Linked DNA regions of Homo sapiens: region 2 is linked to region 1. Evidence: chromatin contacts called from ENCODE Hi-C or POLR2A ChIA-PET data. All regions are on one chromosome and are shown on one strand. Each heading gives the region's core, a stretch centred on a gene start or an enhancer-like site at or near the end of the contact. The rest is flanking DNA. Distances are from core to core; before and after follow the strand shown.

What was found. A loop is a pair of places that touch in the nucleus more often than their neighbours do. ChIA-PET counts read pairs that join two places held with the same protein, here RNA polymerase II (POLR2A). Pooled maps may share reads with other maps.
Region 2: a pooled map shows a loop between it and region 1 (9-fold over the local background). The contact joins the promoter of PTP4A2 here to the enhancer-like site in region 1. A Hi-C loop is called at or near these places in 3 of 50 pooled maps. POLR2A ChIA-PET finds 5 or more read pairs at or near these places in 3 of 52 experiments (H1, activated CD8-positive, alpha-beta memory T cell and activated T-cell).

Annotation. Positions count from the first base shown.
Region 1 is chr1:28,245,765-28,250,866 of GRCh38, forward strand. No RefSeq gene overlaps it. Among named protein-coding and RNA genes, the nearest start is that of SESN2, 11 kb to the right of the region's middle. RefSeq lists enhancers at 1-419, 1,228-1,397, 2,639-2,838, 4,477-5,102. Within about 2 kb of position 2,872, at least 39 of the 41 ENCODE cell types and tissues checked have a DNase peak (open chromatin) inside an H3K27ac peak, as active enhancers do.
Region 2 is chr1:31,934,863-31,939,666 of GRCh38, forward strand. PTP4A2 (protein tyrosine phosphatase 4A2) reads right to left here and starts at 3,506. Exons shown (of 6, transcript NM_080391.4): 1 at 3,125-3,506. RefSeq lists enhancers at 2,663-2,712, 3,823-4,092 and silencers at 2,893-3,232, 3,009-3,180, 3,383-3,762.

The sequences.
Region 1 (5,102 bases), core at 1,622-4,121:
CTGGGATTACAGGCATGAGCCACCGTGCCTGGCCCAAGAGTGTTAAAGTCTGGTGCAGTGGCCTGTAGTCCCAGCTACCCCAGAGGCTGAAGCAGGAGGATCATGTGAGCCCAGGAGTTTGAGACCAACCTGGGCAACACAGCAATACTCCCTCTCTTAAAAAAAAAAAAGCCTTAAATTTATTTGTTCATAGTCTTCAACTCACGAATTTTTCTAGGAATTTAATTAATCAGGAATATAATTATTTAAGAGTTTTATCTCATCTTGAAATATGTGAAAAATTGGGAAGAAAACCCTAAATGTTCTCAATAAGGATTAATAAATTATAGCATACATGAATAGTCTGCAACCATTAACAATTATATTTAAGGAATATTTAATATTACAAAAATTATGAAATGTGCTAAGTGGAAAAAGCAGGCTATATAGCTATACATTATTAATACGGTATATAAACTTATATGCTATAAAAATAACCAACATGTTGGTTTCTCTTTGTAGTGCAATTGGGATTTGAGGGAGTTCTCCCTTCTCTGTTTAAAAGGATCTCTTTAAAAAACAACAAATGTAATACAACTTAGCACATAGATAGATATTAAATAAGTGTATTATATAAAGAATCTTAAAACTTCTCCCTTCTCCGTCCACCCCAGAGCTAACCAATGGTAACAGGTGCAAACTACACATCTTTCCAGATCTTTGTTTCCTCTGTGTAACTATGTATACAACTATGAGACTGTTCTATATGTATCATTGCGCAACCTCGGTTTTTGCTTCGTTCTGTTTTAACCTAACAGGAAATCCTGCATACCTTTCCATTTCAGAGCACTTGGAGCTACCTTCTGTTTCTTTGCTGTAGAAGCCGTTGTGTGAACAAATCCGTTTATTTCTCTCATCAGTCTCCTTTGATAGACATTTGGGTCACGTCCGGTTTTACGCTTTTACAATACATCAGTGAACAGCAGTAATACGAGCTCAAGACAGAAGGCCTGAAAAACATTGAAAAACACAGAGACGGAAAAAAAAAAACCACAGAGGGGGAAATATAATTTCGGGTTATTTCAGTTTCACCTTTACACTTTGTTATATTCCACATTTTTTGCAATAAATATAAATTTGGAAGTAAAAGCATAAAACGAAAATCAAACGATTGATTGATTGATTGATTGACTGAGACGGAGTATCACTCTCGTCGTCCAGGCTGGAGTGTAGTGGCGCGTTCTCGGCTCACTGCAACCTCCGTCTCCCGGATTCAAGCGATTCTCCTGCCTCAGCCTCCCGAGTAGCTGGGATTACAGGCGCCCGCCACCACGCCCGGCAAATTTCCAAACGTATATTTAAAAGAAGAAAAGGAAAAGAGGGGAAAAAAAGAAAGAAAGAAAGAAAGAAAGAAATTAGAAGCAGATGGGGCAGTTCAGCCTCTTCTCGCGGAGCGGGGCTAGACGGAGTCAGGGGCGGACCGCCACAGCCTGCACCAATCAGGACCCGGTTGATAGGCAGAGCCTGGCGACTTCGAAGACTCGCCCCCAGTCAAAGAGCCCCGGGGATTCGTTTCCGTACGCAGCCTGGAAACCAGCCTGGGCCTATCCTGCGCGCCGCTGCGGGCTACTATTGGCTGCCAAGAAACCCCGCCCATCTTCCTGCTCATTGGCCGGTGCGGTTTACGTAAGAGGAGCCTGTTGCTGAGCGAAAAGTCTGTTCTGCAATTTTCGCTAAGGAGTTGTTAACGCTGAAACCGCACTGGGCGTCCTGGGGTCAAAAAAACAATACTAGCCACAGTTTATTAAACTGCAACTAAATGCCAGGCTATGTGCGCCAAACTTTTAATATTAATGGTTGTAGGCACCTTTCTTGAACACCCACCACTATCAGCCAGTCACTGAGCCAGATCCTTCAAAATAACAGTAAAAATATAGATAATCTACAGTTTATTGAGCACTTCATCTGCATCAAGCCTTGTTAAGGGGTTTCCATGCATAAGCTCTCATTCTCACAATAGAACGGTGGAGGTAAACTATTGCCCCATTTAACATTTAACATGCAGTCCTGTAGACCCAGCTACTCGGAAGGCTGAGGTGAGAGGACCCAGGAGCTCCAAACTTAAGTGAGCTATGATCGCGCCACTGCACTCCAGCCTGGGCAACAGAACGAGACCTGTCTCAGAAAAACAAAAACGTAATAAAAGAAAAACAAAAACAAAAAAACAGGAAACGGGTTCAGAGAAGTGAAGTGTTTTGCTGAGGTTCACAAAGAAAGGGTTGGAACTGGAACCTTCAACTCCGATATCCTGATTCCAAGTGTGGCCTTTTTAGGGAGGGGGTCGGGGTACAGAATTCCGCTGGGGATAGGGAAAGGTAGGACAGGATGGTGGGAGGCCAGAGGCGTTGCTCCAGGGACAAGCCTCAGGGTGGTTCTCTGAGAATAGGATGTATAGAGCCTCTAGGAGTGGAGGGTTGGGGAAGGAAGGGAGACCAGAGGAAAGGGAGAAGTTGTTCTTTCTGAAAATGTGAGGCTTCTCTCCTGGGGCAGCCTATTAAGGTGTAGGTAGCCCTGGACCTCGAGATTCTAGTCTCCACTCTGTGGCCAACTTCCTAGGGAACCTTGGGCAAATTCCTCTCTCTCGACCTGAGGCTTCCTGCCTTGTAAGAGAGGTAGTAAGCCAAAACAATGGAAAGTGCATTCGGGCTGTGAAGTATTTTAGGACTCTGGTCCTTGCTGGCAGCAGGGGGAATCTTCAGCAACCACAGACCTTTACTTAGCTGTTGCCTGGCCTCTTTTCAAGACCTTCAGGCGGTGACATGGACCCTAACAATCCTATAAACTCAAAACGGTTTGGGCCAGCCCTTTCCTACTCCATTCTGACTTAGCTATAGCAGGATCTGGCCTGCAGGGGGCGTTGAGGAACCACTCAGCCGACAAAACTAAACTAAATCAACCAAGCAATTTGCCCAAAAGCACCCAGTGCGTTAGTTTTTGCATTTAAGAAGGGTAAACGTTTCCAAACCTGAAGATTTCTGTCCTCAGTATGCAATCGAGAAGACGAATTATATACACTGCCAGTTCTTTATGGCACCAGTTCTCTCCATAATGACTCTGCAAGTTTAGAGCTAATTTCTATTTCTTTGTTTTACAGATAGGGAAACAGATTCAAAGAGCTGGAAAAAAAAAATTCAGTTTGGGTTACTTGGCTAAAAGCTGGCACCCGAATTGCCTGACTCCTGGGAAGTGCTCTTAGGAGATAGTTGGCTTTGTTTCTGGGAGTCTGTGGTTGTACTGCCTGCTAATGCACAACTCCAAAGGACAATTTTGGTTGTGTAGCTTGACAGCTCGGCACCTGTCAGCTCTGTGCAGGAAGGACCTCCCTCCCCACCTAGCACAATGCCTGCTTCATGAGTAATTGAATTAATGTGTGACTAAGCCTTGAAGGATGGGTCTTCTTTGGCTTTATCAAACCAATTGGAGTGGAACTTCTTTCCTGAAAGTTCCCCCTGGGCAGGAATTGTATCTGAGATTAGTGGGTGGGGAGGGGGGAAACAATAAGAAGAGCTCAGAAAATGACATCTGGGGTGATAAATCACAGCCCCCCGAATGGTCCCATTACAAGGTCATTATAGTAAAGTGATCTCAGAATTTGAGACTAGAAAACTAATTCAGGAAGAATGAATACAGAACAGATGACAATCATATTAGGGTCATAATCTGAAATGGATCTAAGGCTGAAGACATCTCAAAAACATTTCAAATCCAGTCTAGGTAGGTGTATCTTTGGGACTGGAAGGTGATTGAGGAATATAAATAGCTGGCCAATCAGTGGCCTCAACATAGCTGATGCAAGAGTTGAGAGTGTGGCAACAGAAGAAGGAGATCTTTACCCAACCAAAAATACAAGGCAGTGGGGAGGGGAGGAATGTGCCCAGCCAGTGGCACCCTGCCATGCCCTGCTAGGCTGCTAGCTTCACCACTGGATTTCCCAGAGCCAGGCACAGTGCCTGGTACACACAAGATGGTAAATAAATATTTATTGAATGAAAAAAGGAAGGAAGGAACTGGAGCCCTGACCAGCAGATAGTTGCTGAGTAGAGCAGTTCAATAATTCGTCCTTTCACTTGCTCAGATTCCAGCTGCCTTAGCCACCTTCAGATGATAAATTTGCCTTTCAGTAAAGGCTCTCCTACAAAGAGGAATGCCCTGGCCTCTCAATTACAGGTCGCTTGACAGTTATGTTTCTCACTTCCAATTAATATATCTGCTTTAAGCATCAGTTCCTTTTGCCAGCCGGCTTCTTACATATTCATGTGTTTGTCTCATCAATGGAGTGGTGGAGTTTCTGCATAGGAGTCATTCCTGCCTGGGTTGGAATCCTTACTCAGCATATTACTAACCTATCTGACCTTGGTCCAGACGTGTTACCTCTTGAGTCTCAGTTTTCTCATCAGTCAAATGGAGACACAATAGCCTGTTTCACAACGTTGTGGTGAGAGTTACCTGAGACAGTGATGTATCCTGAATTCTTGCTGGAGCTCAGTAACTCTTAATGTCTGTGCTTCTTCCTGGCTTTTCTTTTTTGGAGACCAGGTCACAAAAGATAATATCAAGGCTGGGCGTGGTGGCTCACACCTGTAATCCCAGCACTTTGGGAGGCCGAGATGGGCAGATTGCTTGAGCTCAGGAGTTCAATAACAGCCTGGGCAACGTGGTGAACCGCCCCACCCCCCACCCCCCACCTCGTCTCTACAAAAAATACAAAAATTAGCCAGGTGTGGTGGTGTGCACCTATAGTCCCAGCTGCTTGGGAGGCTGAGGTGGGAGAATCACCTGAGCCTGGGAGGTTGAGGCTGCAGTAAACAGTGATTGTGCTACTGTACTCCAGCCTGGGAGACAGACTGAGACCCTGTGTTAAAAAAAAAAAAAAAAAAAGGCCGGCGCGGTGGCTCACACCTGTAATCCCAGCACTTTGGGAGGCTGAGGCGAGTGGATTACCTGAGGTCAGGAGTTCAAGACCAGCCTGGCCAACATGGTGAAACCCCGTCTCCACTAAAAATACAAAAATCAGCTGGGCGTGGTGGCATGTGCCTGTAGTCCCAGCTACTCAGGAGGCTGAG
Region 2 (4,804 bases), core at 2,256-4,755, 3.7 Mb after region 1:
CACAGAGGGAGTGGCCTGACTTTTGCTGTTCTGAGTCAGAAAATACCCCGTTCAGCAGTTCAAAACTATTTTTCATCTATAAAGGTGTTCTAAAATGCCAGCCTTTTCCAGCTACAAAATCTGTTGCCTTAGTAGAAAGATCTTAGTGGTAATAATACTTTGAATCTGTAGTTCAATTTATAATTAACAAAGTGCTTTCACGTGTATTTTCTCACTTCTTCTGATTTAAGTGTCCCACACAGCTCAACAGAGAAACTTTGATACAGTGGTAAGTTCTAGTTCACTCTTGGCCCCAATAAATATACTCTCCTCTTTTTCCAAAAAATAAAAAACATAAGACGCTGCTGCATTTCTTTAATCAGACTTCCCTCACGCAGACATATCCCAGGTGCCTCATAAAAACTGTCTCAAAGCACACACCCCGGGGCCCCAAGAGAGTTTCAAGGCATAATCTCCTCCCACATAAAAGCCTAGCTTAGGCCCCAAAGAGCCTCCAGTCAGCATCTCCTAAATGATCCCCTTGCCTCCAGCCTTCTCCATTAGTTTCAACAGCTCTCCTAAGTACTAGCTGCTAGGCCATCACGTTGATGAGAAACCTCAATATAAGAGGAGCTACTGAGAGAGTAGTATGACGTATTGGAAAAATCAAGGGCTTTAGAGTCAAAGACCTGGATTTTTAATCCAGCACTAATTATTATCTGTATGACCTGGGACAAGTTACTTAACCTTTTGAGTTTCTGTATCTCTTCTTCTCACCACTGTAAATCCATGGGAGCTCATCGCTGTATCCCTAGTGCCTGGCAAATAGAAGTGATTCAAAATAAGCTAAATGGATGCAAATGAAGATACCACCTTTCTTGTAGTTGTGAGAATTAAATGAATATAAAAAGCACCTGTAGCACAGGAGGAAATTAATACTAATCAATTCCTTCCCTCACTGAATAGTAACAATACTATTTACTATTTCTTTCTTCTTATTTTTTTTGAGAGAGGGTCTCACTGGCTCACTGCAGCCTTGACTTCCTGGACTCACAAGATCCTCTCACCTCAGCCTCCGGGATAGCTGGAACTACAGGCACGCACTACCACGCCTAACTTTTGTATTTTCTGTAGAAATGGAGTCACCATGTTACCCAGGCTGGTCTCGAACTCCTGGGCTCAAGCGATCCTCCTGCCTCAGCCTCCCAAAGTGCTAGGATTACAGGTATGAGCCAGCTTGCCCAGCCGAAAAATATAATTTCTAACTTTTAATTACACATCAGTGATTTTGCCTGTAATTCTATTATGTTCACTATCAAAAGGACCACCCTCACGCCTGTTAATCCCAGCACTTTGGGAGGCCAAGGCAGGTGGATCACTGGAGGTCAGGAGTTCGAGACCAGCCTGGCCAACAAGGTGAAACCCCATCTCTACTAAAAATATGAAAATTAGCCGGGTGTGGTGGCACACACTTGTATTCTCAGCTACTTGGGAGGCTGAGGCGGGAAGATCATTTGAACCCGGGAAGCCTGGGCAACAAACAGAGCGAGACTCCATCTCAAAAACAAACAAAAAAAAAACAAAAGGACCATACTACTCTTTGCTTATACTGAAAGACTACCAACTTCTATCGCTTCTCGGCCTTTTGGCTAAGATCAAGTGAAAGACTACCAACTTCTAGGAGACATTATTTTTAAGATAACATCATTTTTAAGATTATATCAATGTGTAAAATCCCTATCAAGGTACTACTCTTCAAGAATCCCTACTTTTACAACACAAGAATGGGAAAAGTCCATGATAATAATTAGTCCATTCATTATGAAACTTAAAAATGCCAAGATCAGAATACCAGCAAACAACTTCTCACCATCTTCACCAATACAATGGTGTGCTGGCAAGTGATTCTGAAGCCCTGATAATGTGTCATTCTGTATCCTTAATCTCCTTTTGCACACTCAGCAAGGCATAACTTCACTCACTTCCCTCTGAAACTACTCTCTCTTACAGAGCATGACAGCAAGTACCATATTCCAACTCAGCAGTGTAATGTAGTTTGGCGACTCCGGACAGACAAACATTTGCTGAATGCCTACAGTGACACTAGAATTGCTAGTCACTGCTAATTTCTTGACAAATTCCAGGAAATAATAAACCAGACTACAGTTCAATTTACCTAACAATAAAATACTCTTCACCTGAAAAACTAGCAGTACTTTACAAAAGTTTATGCTCCTGAACACTCTACAGGCCAGAGTGTAGGATTTTGGGCAACAGACAAACTTCTTTTCGTTAGCTCTCAGGGGCCCCAGACTAGGATAGGATGGCATCATTGACAAATTTGAAAATTTACTTTGAAGTCATGAAACGTGGGAGAAAAAAATGTATAGAACAACAACAAAAAAACACATCACATCCTTTCTGGGGGAAAAAAATTAAAATCCCAGAGCCAGAAGATCATAGTGCCGCTGGAGGAGACTTATACCCCCTTTCCTCATACTTGAACCTGAAGACCCACGGACAAGATGCTCCCGGAAAGAACTCCCCAACCCAACACACCAGGGTTCACTATCGCCACACACAAAGACCAAGGGGAAGGGCCTCTAGGATGCCTGCTCACACACTGGACACACGCCGGCACACCCTACCACACTCCTGCCTCTGCCACGCACCTTCTCACCGACACACACCATGTTCTCCCCCCACACTCACCCGCTCTTTACCACACTCTCAACTCTCTCCTCCCCCATTTACTCACTCATTCTACCACCACCCCTCATGCCCACACGCTCCCCACACACCCATACCCTCCCCTGCCCTCACCCACATTCCCCCAACATCGACACTGCCTCCCGACGCGCTCCCACTCCCCCCACCTCCTCGCACGGACACTCAGCCCTGTCCCCCACTCACACGCCCTCCCTTCACCAACTCACTCTCCCCCACGCTCGCACAGCTCTCTCCCTTCCACACACACGAGCCCGCCCCTCGCTCACCCACCCTCGCTCCCCCGCCCCGGCCCGGCCCGGCCCTCCTTCCGGGGACGTGTCTCCGGCCTGCACTAATGGCTGCGGCGCCTCCCGCCCTCCCCTTCCCCGAGGCCCCCGGCGCCGGCGCGGGGGCCGCCCGGGAGGGGCGCACTCACGCTGGCGAGCTGGGGACTGGGCATTGAAGTCCGGCGGTGGCGGGAGCGAGGAGGCGCCTCTCTCCTCAGTCACCTCGGCGGCGGCGGCGGCGGCGGTAGCGGTGGCGGCGGCGGCGACGACTCCCCCCCAGCCTCGGCGCGCGACACCCGGCCCGGCCCGGCGGCGGCGGCGGCGGCGCGTCTCCACGAGTCCGTCTTGCTGCTGCTGCTGCGGCCGCCGCTGCGTCTCCTGCTGCCGCCGCTGCCTCCGCTGCCGCCGCTGCCCTGTGGCGTCACCTCGCGCCGTGCCCGGCCGCCGCTGCCGCTCCAGCCGCTCCCGGACAGACGACGGTTACAGCCCGGCCGATCGCGCCGCCACCACCACCGCTGCGCGCGCAGCCGGAACCAGCTCCCGCCGCCGCCCCTCAGGGGGCGCTGCGGGGCGCGGCGCGCAGGGCCACCGGCCCGCCCTCCGCGTTCGCTGACTGGCTGGCTGGCCGGCTCGCGGGCAGTTGGGCCCGCCCACCTGCCCCGCGGGGCGCTGACCCACTGCCCTGGGCGCCTCCCCCGCTCCTCCTCCTCGTGGTTCGTTCCGCTCCGCACTCCCGGCTACGGAAGGCGAGTCCATGTGATCGGGGAGGGAAGGCAGAACGTGGCCTGGGGAGTCGCTCGCCCACGCTGCGCCCCGCCCATCCGCACCTGGGCTGGGTCGAGGGCCTGCAGCCGAGGTGTGACCTGCAAGGTCGAAGGGTTCTTTCTCGCTACTTGGCCCTAAGGCCTCGGGTCAGATCCTGATGGGACGGGGTGGCCGCCACGTCCTGGGCTTGGGGATTTCCAACTCAGAAGTGGGAACCTGGCCAGCTCAGTTCTCGGCTGCCCTTCCTGAGGCCCCAAATGAATGGCGTGTGCATCTTCGTCGAAGATATTAATACGCCACCCCCAGCTCTGCCCACAAGACACACACCCACCCTAAGAACTGTCCCTGACAAGCCAAAATTCAGACTTTCAGGATGTAGGATCTTGGGCAAGTGATTCCAAGTATTATCAACTATTAAATGGAAATAATAATCAGCTACCTCATGGGCTCTTTCACGTATCGATAACAACGTATGAAAACGCTTGAGAAGGGCCAGGCGCGGTGGCTCATACCTGTAATCCCAGTACTTTGGGAGGCCGAGGAGGGCAGATCACAAGGTCAGGAGTTCGAGACCAGCCTGGCCAACATAGTGAAACCCTGTGTCTGCTAAAAATACAAAAATTAGCTGGGCATGGTGGCGCCCGCCCGGAAGGAGGGCCGTAATCCCAGCTACTCGGGAGGTTGAGGCAGGAGACTCACTTGAACCCGGGAGGCGGAGTTTGCAGTGAGCCGAGATCGTGCCACTGCACTCCAACCTGGGCGACAGAGTGAGACTCCGTCTCAAAAAAAAAAAAGAAAGAAAAAGAAAACGCTTGAGTTGAGAAAGTGAGAAAGAAGAGACCCTGAATTTCAAGCTTTCCGACTTAATGTCACCTTTAACGACGCAGATTATCGTAGAGATTCTCAGGTGGAAAGGTTTTTGCCTCTTGCATTTGGAAGCTAGCCAGAAATTCTTTGCCAGATCATGCGTCCTGAGTTTTGGTTTGGAAAATGTGGTCACTAGCGAGCTAGGAGGCTGGTTTGGGCCACGACCAGATGGCAAAGTGCGGCATTGGAGGCTGGCT